Regions from separate parts of the Mus musculus genome. Here region 1 is linked to region 2. Evidence: chromatin loops called from intact Hi-C (ENCODE). Cell type or tissue: left cerebral cortex. All regions are shown on one strand.

Evidence for each region. Peaks named below come from ENCODE experiments on the same cell type or tissue, not always from the same donor. Only the 100,000 strongest peaks of a DNase experiment are listed, where the experiment ranks them.
Region 1: a loop joins it to region 2, with 4 times the contacts of the local background. A loop is called at or near these places in 3 of 42 quality-filtered maps.

Annotation. Positions count from the first base shown.
Region 1 is chr6:73,379,182-73,387,181 of GRCm38, forward strand. No RefSeq gene overlaps it. Among named protein-coding and RNA genes, the nearest start is that of 4931417E11Rik, 86 kb to the right of the region's middle. In left cerebral cortex, no CTCF peak of the experiment used is centred here; a DNase peak (open chromatin) is centred at 7,244.
Region 2 is chr6:73,478,283-73,486,282 of GRCm38, forward strand. No RefSeq gene overlaps it. Among named protein-coding and RNA genes, the nearest start is that of 1700065L07Rik, 11 kb to the left of the region's middle. In left cerebral cortex, no CTCF peak of the experiment used is centred here; no DNase peak of the experiment used is centred here.

The sequences.
Region 1 (8,000 bases), 99 kb before region 2:
TCAGATAGGGGACTAATATCCAACATATATAAAGAACTCAAGAAGGTGGACCTCAGAAAATCAAATAACCCCCTTAAAAAATGGGGCTCAGAACTGAACAAAGAATTCTCACCTGAGGAATACCGAATGGCAGAGAAGCACCTGAAAAAATGTTCAACATCCTTAATCATCAGGGAAATGCAAATCAAAACAACCCTGAGATTCCACCTCACACCAGTGAGAATGGCTAAGATCAAAAATTCAGGTGACAGCAGATGCTGGCGAGGATGTGGAGAAAGAGGAACACTCAGCTACCTTTCTTAAGTGCGGTACAATTCAGGGCGCAGTCTGTGAAAAGCTGCCGCCGGCTTCTCACAGCTGCTGAGGCTTCTCACCTCAACTTAGGCAACGAAGACAGTCCTCCCCAGACATGTCCGCAGACTGAGCTCGACTCCACAGTGTCTGAGTAAGACCCTCATCCTAGGTGACTCTAGGTTGAACCAAGGTGACGGCACTAGTCATGACTTTCTCCTCTCTAGTCTGTTGACGAATGGCTAGGGCATTAATGGAAGAGATTAGAGAACTCCTCTGGGCTTGGGATTCAGAAGAAACACAGGTGCAACCTGGTTCTAGCACTATGGTAGAGGGTGGCTGGGTTTGTTTGTTTGTTTGTTTGCTTGTTTATTTATTTAATTCATAGAGGCAGTGCTCTCTAGGTAGTTACTCCCAGTGTATCCAGTTGTCTCCTGGGTTTGTGGGGGAGGATAACAGGGGCTGGTATGAATGACTGTTGAAAGCTTCCCTCACTTTCTCCTGCCTTGTCATCAGCGTGCTCTAGGAACTCCAGAGGCCTGCCTCTGACACTCTATTAATTTTGGTCCTCATTTCTCCCCCACCCCCGTACAGAGAGAGATTTGAATGAGGTGATGGCTGAAGTCCATTTGCGCTCTGAAGCGACTTCTCTTATACATTTCCTGTGGACATTCTTCAAGGCAGCTATATGGGTTTTACAACTTTAAATTCATTCCTTTGCTGCGAATCCCCTGCCTATAGGTGGGATATCAGGTGGGTGTGTTATTTGCAATGGAGAATTCCTACGTGGCAGTCCTTGTTGAAGGGATAGCCTGCCCGTGAGTCAGAAGCCTACATTCAATCTATTTTTATGACCTCGGGGTGTATTATGTGGCCCAGAGAAGCTGGATGGGATGCTGGGATTTTGTGTGACGTGCCCCTTTCTGTTTTGAATGTATTTCAAAAAGCATGGGGTTACCGGTCTAGTGTTTATCCATTGTGATTTAATCCTCCTGTGCTTCGAGCCCTGGGGATGGGGGGGTGGTTTACTAGGCCCCTTCATGATGCTTTCTGGCAAGCCTCGTTGCTGCTCCTTTATCCTTCCCCATGTAGCTCCTCAGAGTTGGTCCTCAAGATGGAACTAGTTTGCTGTCTTTGCGACAGCAGGTGGAGGGTCTAAAGTGGCCTGTGGTGAGCTACAGGGTCTCACATGAAATTTGTGATTTCCAAAGATTTCTCTTTCTCACAGCCTCTTCTGTCATGGACTTCTGATTTAATGTGCTTTTATGATTTCATCTTTTCTTGTCTTTAGGTTTAATCTTCCCCCCACTAAACATACGTCTTCAGGCTTATATGGCAAGTGCTTTGTCCACTGGGACTGCAGAAATGAGCTACAACATCCAGGGTGGCACAAGATCTTTTTTTTTTTAATTTAAATTTATTTTCTTTTACTTATTTACTTTACATCCATCTCAATGGCCCCTCCTGATCACTCCTCCCACAATCCTTCTCCTGTACCCCCTCCTCTTCTCCTCTGAGTGGGTGAGACTCCCTTGGGCATCTCCTCACCCTGACACTTGATGTCTTTGCAAAGCTAGGTGCTTCCTCTCCCACTGAGGCCCGACAAGGCAGACTCACTAGGGGAACATATCCCATGTACAGGCCATAGCTTTTGAGATAGCTCCTGCTCCAGGTGTTCAGGACCCACATGAAGACCAAGCTGCACATCTGCTACGTATGTGAGGGGAGGCCTAGGTCCAGACCATTTATGTTCTTTGGTTCAGTCTCTAAGAGCCTTAAAGGTCCAGGTTAGTTGACTCTGATGGTCTTTCTGTACAATTCCTATCCCCTTTGGGACCCAAAAGCCTTCCTCCTGTTCTTCAGGGCCTAGCAAACACAGAAGTGGATGCTCACAGTCAGCTGTTGGATGGAACACAGGGCCCCCAATGGAGGAGCTAGAGAAAGTACCCAGGAGCTAAAGGGGTCTGCAACCCTATAGGAGGAACAACAATATGAACTAACCAGTACCCCCAGAGCTCGTGTCTCTAGCTGCATATGTAGCAGGAGATGGTCTAGTAGGCCATCATTGGGAAGAGAGGCCTCTTGGTCTTGCAAACTTTATATGCATCAGTACAGGGGAACGCCAGAGCCAAGAAGTGGTAGTGGGTGGGTAGGGGAGTGGGAGGGGGAGGGTCTGGGGGACTTTTGGGATAGCATTGGAAATGTAAATGAAGAAAATACCTAATAAAAAAATAAAAAAAGATAAAAATAAAGGAGTCCCCAAGCTCCATCAACTGTTTGTCTGTGGATGTCTGCATCTGTCTGAGTCAGCTGCTGGGTGGAGCCTCTGGGAGGATAACATGCTCCCATCTGCAAGCATAACAGAGCATCATTAATAGTGTTAAGGATTTGTGCTTGCCCATGGGATGGGTCTCAAGATGAGCCGGTTATTGATTGACCATTCCTTCAGTCTCTGCTCTATCCACCCCCCATGCCTGCATTTCTTGTAGACAGGATAAATTTTGGGTTGAAAGTTTTGTGGGTGGACTGGTGTCTTTATTGTTCCACTGGGGTTCCTGGTTTGATATAGGAAGTGGCCTCTTCAGGTTCCATATCACCAACGCTATTAGTCACAGCTAAGGCCATTCCCATTGATTCTTGGGTGTCTCCCTTATCCCAGGTGTGTATCTCATTCTGGAGATGTGTCCCACCTCCTCACCCCCATCAGTTGTAGATTTCAATTCATTTTCATGGCCAGCTAGTGGTAGAAGATTTTAATGATAGCTTTGCTCACCCCCATCAGTTGTAGATTTCAATTCATTTTCATGGCCAGCTAGTGGTAGAAGATTTTAATGATAGCTTTGCATGACCCATCATATGGTCCCATGGCTTCAGCGCCAGTAGATATTATTCTCGTAGAAAGTGCTTGCTTGCTATTTTCTAAAACAATGTTGAAATTTCAGTTAATCCTTCAATGCCAAATATTTGTTTTACTAATATCACACCAATATCCTACCGTTCAATTCTTTCTTTTCTGGAAGTATAATAATCACTTCATCTCATTGTCAAAACACTGTGTGCTTTTAAAGACATTGTTCCTGTCTATTATGGAAATGTTTAAGTATAAAAAAGTGGAAATAATAGGATATTGAGCCCTATAATCTATTAAGTGCAGTAATTACAACACCTTGCTAGTTTTCCTTTTTTTTTTTTTTAAACTTTTACTTTTTTTTCTTTGTTTTTGGTGGTGAGGATTGTACTCAGGATCTCATAGCACACCAAATTCTGAAGATTCGGATTACTCCAATACCATGTTCCAAAGTAGAAGCAGTTTCATGAAGATGTCATAGTAACAGAACAAGGAAATTCATAGATCTCAACACCTTTTTTAAGGTTTTTTTTCTTCAGTCTGTTTTTCTTTTTTTTTTCAATTTTTTTATTATTACGTATTTTCCTCAATTACATTTCCAATGCTATCCCAAAAGTCCCCCATACCCTCCCTCCCCAGATCGCAACACTTTTAAACACATTGCTGGAAACCTCAGATAGGCAGGTTAAGGAAAGCAGAGAGCTCTGCCATGGGCTTCAGATGCCATCTGATCACATGCTTAGCTTTTTTTTTTTTTTTTTTTTTGAGGGTGGTGGTGGTAGCTAGGTATCTGTACATTCCAAAGAGTTTTCCTAATGATCACAAAGATGTTAGTTCACTACAAAGGAGGGCAATAAGTGACTATTAAGAGGGCATAGACAGCCCAAGATAACCTGTCTGTAGATGCATTGACAGTCTAATCCTCCACAGTCTCTGCTTATTCTTCCATAAAAGTCTCCAAGCTCCATGCACTTTTTGTCCGTGGGTATCTGTGTCTGTCTAAGTCAGCTGCTGGGTGGAGCCTCTCAGAGGATAACATGCTCCCGTCTGCAAGCATAACAAAACATCATTAATAGTGTTAAGAATTGGTGCTTGCCCGTGGGATGGATCTCAAGATGAGCCAGTTATTAGTTGAATTTCCAGTCAGTTGATCTGCCTGCAGAAGGCTCTGGAAGGTGCAGCTTCCTTCAGATAACTTTCATTTATAGGCCTCATGCATGCTAGGCAGATGCTCAGTCACTGAGCTACATCCCTAGCCTTTGCTATTCTATTCTGAGGTAACTGAACTTGGTACACGAGTGAAGGCATTGGAGCTATCTCGGGCTGTAGGGCATGACAGTCATACCATAGCTGCCGCGTGCCTGGGAGGGACTGGAGGCCACCATTACTGCAACCTGCATGCAGCCTTCAGAGTCACCAAAATGTAAAGAACGTGTGTCTTAGAATTGCTGGCATAGTCCACACAATAGCAACAAGGCCAAGATGCATTTGCTATTTGTGTCCATACCCAAGAGGTTAGAATTTTCCTTAATGCTTGAGGGAGGCTCTGCTGTTCCCATTCACCCGCTCTGCACCACCAGAACACAGGGATTATATTTCTGTGTCCACAGCACATCTCCTATTGAACTCTCGTGACCCCGGCAGATCCATCATCACTGTGAAGAATGCTCGGTGCCCATTTCTTTCCAGCCATGGATGCTTTTCATTCTCCTTGGGTTTGAGCTACTTCTGTATACTAGAGATGTGCGCACCACTCAAGTGTGTTTTGCTCTGGGCTCTTTGTACCCTCTCCAGAAACACATGCTTCTGTGGATCAGAATGGATGCTTACTGTTTGTACACTCAGCATGCCACCTGAACCAGGTACTGAGTGCTCAGCGGTCTGTCAGCTGGCCTCAGGCACTTGCTGTGTTGTTATTTGTTAAGGAGTCACTATTCTGCCTTCTGCCAAAGTATCTTCTTGAATTGATCTCCTGGAAATAGACCCTGTGCCACACACTCAAATTTGTGCCATGCCAGTGACAGTGTATTTGGCTTGCAAGTCATAGGTTTGTACAGGTTGTATAGCTCTGGCCCAAATGGACTCTGGGAGGAAGTGGTTGTCAAGGACAGGAGACTCATAACGGGGCTGATGAGTGCTAAGCCATTTCAGAACAGGATGACAGACAAACTTGAGTTCAGCTCTTAGCTGGTTGCTAGCTGTTGAAGCCCACATGTGTGGTGTGGGCCTTATAATTTTAGTTAGTTCTGACCCTCCAACTGTGGCTTGCCACTGTCTGTAGGCTTCGCTTTACGAGCTGGGAAAGGTCACTCTGCCCACATCTGCCCAAGAAGCCCTCAATCAGTGGCTCTGAGGGGTTGGCACGTCACTATCCCAGTTGGCTCATTAGAGGGGAGAGATAAACGCAGAACTCTGTCTTCGATCGACTTCATGTTTTGAATTTTCTCAGGGAATCAACCTCCAGGTGCACACAGACATAACTAGATTGTTAGATCATTCTTGCCTGCTTTCCTTCTTCCTTGGCTTTCTTCTCTACTCTCAGACTTTCACAGCTTTTGTTGCATATCTGAAACAAGATATTTGTACTTGAATGCTCATTTCAAGGACTATTTCTGGGGATGCTCAAACTAAGACAATGAGTAAGTGGGCCATTTACTTTCCTTGGGCTACAGGCTTTTTTCCCTGTTAGTGACAGATAAGCTCTTGCTTTGTGGAATTTCTTCAGCATCCTATCTCTAGGCAGGATAGACTTGTGAGGACACAATGCCTTTTTTTGTGTGTGCATTTTGAAGATCAGAATCTCTGGATTCTGATCTTCAGGGCTCCTTAGAAAGCACTCAAGCCCCCGCTGATTATGACTATCTGAGCCAAGACTGAAGCATAGCTTTGTACTGCAAAGCTAGTTTCCTTTCTAGTACTTCTCGGCCTCTATTGTTTCTTTTCAGCACTGGGCCTTATATTTCTCAAAGAAGAGATCAATGTGTGATATAAGTTTCAGGATCTTTCCTCTGGGACTGTGGTCAGCTTTGACTGGAGGAGGTGGCCCTGTGTTTCTGGGTACCAAAAATGGATGGTCTCTGAGAGGCTCAACTTCAAGGAATACAGTTATATCTCATGTCCCTTCTGAGTGGGTAGATATCTACAGTTTTGTCTAGTTTGCTTTGTATTGTTTTCTCAGTGCCATGATTGGGCTCAGAATTAGTGGCTTTGTTGAGTGGTGATTTACAGTAACCATAGAAACACAAAGAAGATGTTTCTGGGAAAGTTTAACTTTGCAAGGATTATCTGTTTTTTACTGTCAGAGACACCATCCCATAGCTGGGGTCTTGTACTAAGTGAAAAAAGGAGAAAGTGAGTCAAGCAGTGTATTCCACCTTTTCCTGCTTCCTGACTGCAGTTCTCTCATGGCCCTGCTGCCACGCTGCTGTTCTCCACCGTGATGCATGATGCGCTGTCTCCCTTCTTACACTGTGAACCAAGGCAAATGGTTTCCTTCTTTACATCACGTATATCAGGCATTTTGTCACAACAATGAGAAAAGTAATGAATAGGTTAACACAAGTGTTGGTAGGCACAAGTGTTGTAGCCTACAGAGTATGCTGCCTTCCTTGCTCCCACAGTACCACATGGCTAAGACCTCCCACCAACATTAACTGATTACTGATACTAACTTTCAGAAAGGCTTTTTCCAGAGATGTCATGGAGGACAAGGGCTAGCCAGTAACCCCAGAGGACTGTGACGATCCTTACTGAATAATAAGATATCATTTTAGAGGCGTTTTAGTCCATTCTTGAGTAGACAGCTTTTGGTGATGTTCCTACACTCCTACACCCTAAACCTTTAACCTGGGCCCATATTCTATAGGGCTTTCAGATAGGAAAACAAAATAATCTTGTTCTAACCCTCAGGCTTCCTGATGGCTCTCTTCTGTTCTCCTTTGTTTGCTCTCAGAACACTCCTTCACCCCAGCAGCTTTCTCTGTTAGTTCAGAGGTTTGTAGTTTTCCTTAGTGTTTGGAAATTAACAGAACGGAGTTAATTCTCTCTTGATTTGGCACTCTTTAGGACAGGATTGCAGTCACCCAAACCTCCATCTGTTCCAGGCTATTTCAGGCAACTGCTTCAACCAAAGCCAACTGTAGCTGCCAAGGCTGGCTAGGTATTGACACCTTGGCCAGCGTCTGGATGGGCCAGTCATGACCTACCATAGAGAGTATTTGGAAAGCTACTGCTGCCCACTTAGGTGGCCTTTACAGCTCTAGAGTGGCAAAGCAAAAACTAAGTCTTCCTTTGATTCCAATGCTTTAGGATAATCTGGGAAAACTTTCTTCTATTTCGTAGGTTATTCTTTGGGGAGGTATTTTTGACTATCTTCCATGAACAAACTAATGGATATGAAATGGTTCCTTATTGTGGGAGGCTAGAAATAGCCTTACCTCCTACTCAGTAATAGCTACACATCTTGAATGCAGCTATTCCTGAATCTCTCATATTAGCTTGGGGTTGATATTGAGTTATCAGAACTCTCATCAAAGTAGCTGCGCCATCAAGGAAGGGTAGCATCAGAGTGTCTTGTGGTCCTTAATCCTAGCTCACATACAGAGAATGACTCTCAGAATGGAGTGCATCCATTGCTCCGAGAGAGTAGAAGGTCGCATGAAAGGACAGGTTAAAGAGAGAGAGGAATTACTGAAGCTAGAGGATAGGGTATCATTCTTGAAGGCAACATGGGAGAAACCATATTTAGCATAGTGCAGGGCTTCCACCAGCCTTCAGTATTGGAAGGCATTGTGTGTGGAGGTGCATGTCTGTAATCCCAGCTCTTGAAAAGTAGAAGTAGATTTCAAGAGTTCATAGTCAT
Region 2 (8,000 bases):
CTATCATCCCACCACATGGGGCTCAGGGATTGAACACAGGTCATCATACTTGGTGGCAAGCGCCTTCATCTGTAGAGCCAGCTCGCTGGCCTGGAATGGTTCCTACTATATTGACACATGCCCTGCTGGTCCTCCTGGTAGATTTTATGAAGATTTTATATATGAGGCATTCACATATGGCTGCCAAAAAAATTAAAATTCATTTATGTTATAGGTGAGAGAATCTGGTGATTTGAAGGTAGTGTGGCAAGAAAGTGAAAAAAAATCTTTTGCCAAGAAATTAAGAATCAGAGTGTGGAAGGGATTCCATTAGCAGCCCTGAGTAGGAAGCTGCTCCAGGACTCACTAGAAATCGAGTTTGCAGAGGTCCTGGAGGGAAGTTTGGATATGGGTTTCACTTTCTTTTCTGTGTCATTGTCCTTTAACTTATGCAATGTGCAGAAAAGAATGGCACCTTAAAAAATCTGAATAAATGTCTGATTCATATTTATATACTGCTTTCTCCACAGTAGACGCTGAGCCGTTCAAGGTCAACAGTCCCCTCTGCACACTTTCATGGTCATCCACACATGTGGCTTTGCAGGCAGCTTTTACTGCAAGCCGAGTAGGCTTTGTTAAAAGCTCAGCCTAGAGCCCTGTCTCAGTGACCATGAGATGCCCACAAACCCTGAGCCACTGTTCTGCTAAACTTCACTTGTGCATGCTTATGATCTTGGAGGAACTGGGGCCCCATTGAAGCAGGATTAGCAGAGAAAGCTGCAGTGATGACTGTACCATCCAGTGCCCAAGGCTGCCATCAATATTTCATCCTGGCACTCTCCCACTGAGTGCAGACAAAGCCTTTGCATTCTTCCTGAAGGGTTGCTCCAGGCAGCCTCTACCTGCTGGTGGGAAATGGCAACCAAGGTGACATCCTTTGTCCCCCAGATCCCCTGAGCCAAGGGTGTCCTCCAAGTCTCTTCACTAATATTTAATATATTCCCTTGTTTCTGAGTTGAGTTCCCTCTGTCTATTCTAGTAGGATCGTTTCCAAATCTGAGCTCAGTTAGTGGGTTTTCTGCTTACTATGCATTCACGTATCTCAAGGTGAAACAGTTTTCACTGAACAGTTATTTTCTTTTGCATTGGCTGACCTCAGCATCCTTGGGTGTGGATGAATCTGACCTCAGCATCCTTGGGTGTGGATGAATCTGACCTCAGCATCCTTGGGTGTGGATATAGATTCAGTTTACTTTTTTCGCTCCAGACAGAAAGTGTACTTGAATAGCGCTCTGCTTACCCACTTCTAAGAGATATCATCTCTGTGAAGGATCTTTTCTGTCTCCCCCAACTCTTTCCAGATTTACCTGATAAGGAAGCTCAGCTTTTCCTCTTCCTGCTTCTCTTTTGCTACCCATGTGGTTCTCAGAGAGCCTGTAGGAATCTGCTCAGTTCATTATTTGTCTTGTTTTCTGAGATGGGGTCTCACATAGTTTAGGCTGGCTTTGTTCTCATTCACCCTCCTGGTCCTTCCTCCAGATTGGCAGGATATTACCACACCTGGATTTTAAATGTAAAAACGAAATTAAAAAAAAAATAAAAGGACATGACTGCTTTTAGGTATAGTGGAGGAAAACTTTCTTATAATTAAAATGAAGAGCATAGCCAGATGCAGGGACATCTTAGAGAGTCCAGAGTGAATGTGACCAGACTGAGCTGGGCTATGTAGGGAGAAGAGTGAGCAGACAAGGGAGAGCCAGATGAAGAGGCTAGGAAAGTAGTGAAAAAGTCCAAAGTGCAGCTGGTTAGGGGGAAGGCAGTCCAGCCTCTGGGCTGGAGAAGTTTAGGGTGTGCTAGCCAGGAGGGCCCTGTAACAGGTAGGGACTGACAGATGCTGGGAGATCTGGTGGTTCGTTCCTCTTTGATAAGTTTAGTAGCATCACAGCCAGGTTTAAGACTTAATGGCTTTATATGGTGCTGGGGATTGAACCAGGCTTCCAGGAGGAGAGTAGAGATGTTTATGTACTGAGGATGGTATTAGACATACAGCAAGGCTCAAAAAAAAAAAAAAAGTCCATGGGTGACTATACATATACAGACTCACAGCTTATTAGGTTGGCTTTCATATACACTATTTCCTTATAAATCTTCAAAATGTCCTTGCAAGCTAAGCAATTTCTGGAAGAGGACTCTGAAGCTCAAAAAGGTTAGGTGTCTGTCTATTCTGAAGATGTATATCAAGGAAGAGGTGGCTCTGGGACTCAAACCCCACTCTTTGCCCTCTAACTACCCCTCTCCTCCTTCCCCCAGTAGCGCAGTGCTTTGCAGTTGTGTGTGGATAATGTACCACTCATTCACTACGAAACTCCGACTTCACATTGTGTGTCTAACTAGATTATAAGCTCCCCAAGAGTAAAGTAGATGTGCTGCCTCTAGCTTCCCTTCATCTCTTCTTTCGTTATTGCAATAGGCTGGCAATTTTAAAATTGTATGTTCTGTATTATTTGATCACTGAGTGCCACCAATCAAAATTTAGTGTGAGGTCAAAATTCCTAGTTCTGCTTTGACAAAAATCTTGATTTGTCTAATGGGATCATTAAAAAGAAACACGAAGTATATTCAAAAGAGTGTGGAATCTTAGGCTGGAATGACAGTATTTGAGCTGCCTGAACACTTATAAAGAACCATTATGGGAGCTGGTATACTTATTAGATCTCACAAAAAGTTCTGTTAGTCATTGTAATTGAAAATGATGCCATATCATCTGCCAAGAATCACAGATGATCAAGTGGGACAGAATCTGCTTAAAAAAAATTCCTCACACCAGGAGACGGGTCTCGGTTTTGTGGAGGTCTCTTTTTCTTTCCGACAAGGATTTTTCCTCACTTCAGAATAATAGTTGGGTTAATCTGCTCTGCCTCCTTGACCTCAGCTCCACTCACTGCATTTAAATGAAGCGAAAGCTGTCTTCTGGGTTATATAACAATTCTGTGCTGAATCGTGTTGCTGATTGGCTATTGTCTGATGATGAGGCTGTCTGATTTTGTTCTAGAAACATGTCACTGGAAAATCATATTATCATTCACCAGGAGCCTGGAGGCCAAAGCTTGCAATGCTAAGTCTTATAAAAATCTCAGGCTCTCTGGGCGGTGGTGGCGCACGCCTTTAATCCCAGAATTTGGGAGGCAGAGGCAGGCGGATTTCTGAGTTCGAGGCCAGCCTGGTCTACAAAGTGAGTTCCAGGACAGCCAGGGCTATACAGAGAAACCCTGTCTCGAAAAACATAGAACAAAACCCAAAAATCAAACAAACAAAAAATCTCAGGCTCAGCCAAAATATTACTCCCTGATACTTGAAATATATTTTTCTTTTCACAGACTTAGATTTTAATTAACACATAAAATTATATATTTATAGACTACCTTGTGATTTTAAAATAATTTTTAAAAAGAATTTATTTTTATTTTATGTGCATTTGTTTTGCCTGAATGTATGTATTTGCACCAAGTGTATGCAGTGCCAATGGATGCTCGAAGAAGAAGACATCAGATCCCCTGGAACTTGAGTTACAGAGAGTTGTGATGCTGAGATTCAAACCTGTATCCTCTGAAAGAGCTCAGTCAGGGCTCTTAACTGCGGAGCCTTCTCTAGCCCCATTTAACAAATACGAAGTGGATGCTCACAGTCAGCTATTGGATGGAACACAGGACCCCTAATGAAGGAGCTAGAGAAAGTACCCAAGGAGTTAAAGGGGTCTGCAACTCTATAGGAGGAACAATATGAACTAACCAGTACCCACTAGAGCTGTGTGTTTAGTTGCATATGTAGCAGAGGATGGCCTAGGCAGCCATCAATGGGAGGAGAGGCCCTTGGTCTTGCGAAGATCATATGCCCCAGTACAGAAGAATGCCAGGGCCAGGAAGTGGGAGTGGGTGGGTTGGGGAGCAGGGTGGAGGGAGGGTATAGGGGGCTTTGGGGATAGCATTTGAAATGTAAATGAAGAAAATATCTAATAAAAAAGAAAAACAAAAGAAACAAAAGAAAAAATAATATTGCTTTTATTTTAATTTTGTGTGTGGCACATGTATGCAGGTGCCCACAGAGGCCAGAAGAGGGTATCAGATTCTCTGGCACAGGAGTCAAACTCAGATTCTCTTTGAGAGCACAAGTGCTCCTAACGTCTGAGCCATCTCTCCAGCCCCCATGTGATATTTTACACTGTGCTTATTATCTAATGTTCGAATCTGGATAAATACATCTATGTCCTTAAATATTTATACTTTCTTTGAGAAAGCATTCTAGTCATCTCTTCTAGTTGTTTTGAAGTATACAGCATGCTATCTTTATCCACACTCAGCCACTGTGAGGCAGAACACCAGAACTCTTCTCATAACTGTAACAGCGCTCATCCATCAACCGTTTCCCACCCCACTCTCTCCTTATCCTTCCTTGCCTCTGGTAAGCATTATTCTGCTGAATAGTTCTTTTTTTTTTTTTTCTCCTTGAAGAAAGCCAAAGAAGCTTAATCAAACCTGTATTCAATTAATTTGCATGCGACTCAGGGAGGTTTCCACAGTTATTGATGCTGCGGAAGGCATCGGACTAAGAGCCAGGCTATAAGGATAAAGGAAGCGACACGCCACACTTTCAAGTAGCTTAGAACTTAATTTGGAGTTCAAGTCAATGCATTTTAAAAGGCACACTCTTCAAGAGACGTTAAACCACAGGGCTATGCAAAGCAGAGAGCTTGCAACCAGCATGACAAGACTGATTTCCTGCGGAAGATAGAATTCCAGTGAGTCCTAAGTGGGAAACTGGTGTTCGAGAGGTAAGGGTGAGCACAGGTGAAATCACATCTGAGGGAAAAGGGCCAGCCCCACTCAGCTTACCTACTGTGGGCAAGGACAGAATGATGGCCCTGGGTGTGCTAGTGATTGGTGAGGTAGAGGATTATTGTGTCAGGCGTGGAATCTTTTACCAGAGGATATCATTATTATCACCATCATCACAATCACCATCATTACCATCACCATCATCATCATCATCATCATCAACTTTTGTGCAGTCCAGGAAACTGAAACCAGGGTCTTGAACATGCTAAGCAAATGCTTTGCCATCAAGCTACGTGCCCAATCCACCCAGAAGACTTTTTTTCCTTTTTAAAATACACTTTAAAATATTTTGAAATGATAATATAATTACAGTTCCTTCTTCCATTTTCTTCCTCTAGTCCTTACTATGTGTCTCCCTCAACACATGCTCTCTGTCAAATTCATGGTTTCTTTTTCTTCAACTGCTGTTACAAATATTACTTAAATATATAAATACAACCTGCTCCGTCTGTGTATGTTTTGGGGGCGGATCACTGGGGATCAGATAACTAATCAATGTGCTCTTCCCTGGGCAAGGCTCTTTCTCCCCTGTTCTCATCGTCCAAGTCTGGCCGAGAGATGACCTGAATTCTAGGTTGGATCTTTTTCTGTTGGTGCCTTAAATCCAGTCTCTGTCCTCTCAGCTCTATTCCTTCATTTCTCCTTAAACGCTGCATATCTATGACCTTAGCTATCCCTTGTGAGTATTCTATCTGTGTTTGTATGTATCGCTGGTGTCAGAGCTTTGTACATGCTCGGCTTCCTATATACATGCAAAGCTCCCCTATAACCAATGACCTACCTTAGGATTTTTGGTGACCAAACTATGATGCTTTCCAGCTGTTCTGAAAATGAGGGTCAAGAGTTGCAGCTAAGTCTTCAAAGGCCAATTCAGAGGAAAGTGGGGTCTTGCATCTATAAGCCTTTAAGCTAAGCTTCTATTAACATATAACTAAGTCCTTTCTTAGAGGCCTACTGTTTTCAATTAGATTACAGTTTGCAAGCACTGGCCTGTAAAAATAGCCTTTCTGGCAAAAATATCTCTTTTGCAATATAGTTGATTATAATCAGTTTTTACTAATTTGCCACAAAGTCAAACCTATCTTGTTTAAAAACAAAATCAAGTGTGACATTCCCTGCACATGAGATGCAGTCATTATATTGGGAAAGTTGGGCTGTTCAGCCAGAGTGGACAGTGATCATATCTCCCCACATTTCTTCCCTCAACTCCCTCCATGTACTTCCTACTGTGCCTCTCTCAATTCACTGTCTTTGATAAGGCACTAATTGTAGTCAGTGCTTGAGTGTGGGAGCCATCCACCAGAGTACATGGAAACCCATTAGCAGTCACATCCTCCAGAAAGAATGGTTCTCCCTCCCTAGCAACTATCCTCTACCAATAACTCCTCAGCGGGGGGGGGGGGGGGGGGGCTACCTTATCTCTCCTGGCTATTTTCTTCTTTTTCAATTTAACACAAGCTGGAATTATCTGGGAAGGGGAACTTCAACTGAGAACATGTTTCCCTCTAATAGGCCTGTATGCAAGTCTCTGTGTGTGGGATTTTCATAATTAATGATTGTTGTGGGAGAAGCCAGCTCCTTGTGGTACAAGAGAGAAGGATAGACATGCCACAAGGAGCAAGTCAGTAGGCAGTGTTCCTCCATGGAAGGAGGAATACTTCTTCAGTTCCTGCCTCTGGGTTCTGGCCCTGAATTTTCTGGATGATGGCATATAAACTGTGTGGTGAAGTAAAATTTTTCCTCCTAAGTTACTTTTGGTCGTGTTTTCATCTCATCGACAGACCTCAGACTAAAACACCTGTCTATGCTGGGAGTCTGGCTGACTTTTGCATGTGTAGTAGCAGGAGCTGCTGTGACAGATTTATAAAATCAATCTCTCCCTCCCCCTCTTCCTCCCCCTCCCCTCCCCGGCTCCCTTCCTCTCCCTCTTTGAAGTAGAGCTGGCTATCTTGGATCTCTCTATGTAGACCAGGCTAGCTTCAGATCTACCTGCCTCTGTCTTCCAAGCGCTAGGATTCAAGGCATGTGCCACCATGCCTGGCTTCAACCTTGCTTTTTCAGCTCTAACTAGAATCCTTCTTTTCTTCCTTTCCAGATTTGAGGTCAAGAACTATGTCTTACAGTCCCTCCAGTGTCTCCTCCTATAACTTAGAATAGAAGAAAGCCTTAATTATTATTTCCAGGCTGATGAAAGTATACCTAAGAAATTTCTAGGCTAAAACCTCTTATCAGTGAGAACCCATAGAGGAATTGCAAAAGCAATAGATGATTTTGGAACTCTGTAGTTGTTGGAACTACAGACCAGGCTGGTCTCGAACATGGAGATTCACCTGCCTCTGCCTCCGAAGTGCTGGGATTAAAGATGTGCACTGCACTTCTGGCCGGGAGGGATCTTTCTAAGGACTATACACAGTGCTGGGTGTAGCTCAGCATGGCACATTTAATTCTGTGCATCCTTTAGATCCCATCCTCAGGTCAAGTTTGCCTTAGCGGCTATCAGGGTTTGGCAGTTCCTGCTTGGCATACCAGACCCTTCTTGGTCACAGAGCCTCACACAGGTGACTGTTTTGATTGGCTCCTATGCCTCTCCTTTGTCTAATAATCTTGAAATCATGATTACCAGGTCTAACCTTGTGTACTCTGTGCTAAATACTGAGCTGGACACACCCAGCGCATACAGGATCAGAAAGGAATGAAATTGAAAGTCAGACAGAGGCGGTTGTCTGTTTCAGACTTTGAATTTAAATGCATGCACTGAGCTGGGGGATTTGCATAACCATTCCTGTATTGTTTCTTTCCAGGCTTCAGTCCACAGAAGATTGTGGTGGACTGGTGTAAGTCAGAATGCTCATGTATGTGGAAGCATGCTAGGTTATTACAGAGATGAAGGGTAAGAGCAGCTAGTGTAATTGTTCTTGATGTATTTAGCTGATGCATTTAGCCTCTGAATTCATAGCCCTAGGAAGTGAATTGAAACTCTGGGTGGAAGACGAGTGGTGCTGTCCCTCAGTCGGCTTGTGTGTGTGAAGCTTTTGGTCTTCTCAATTTGAAAGCAATCATTTTATGATGACTTGAACGGCTAATTAGTCGGAAGGTTTTATGTTCAAACACACTGAAAAAAGAAAAAGA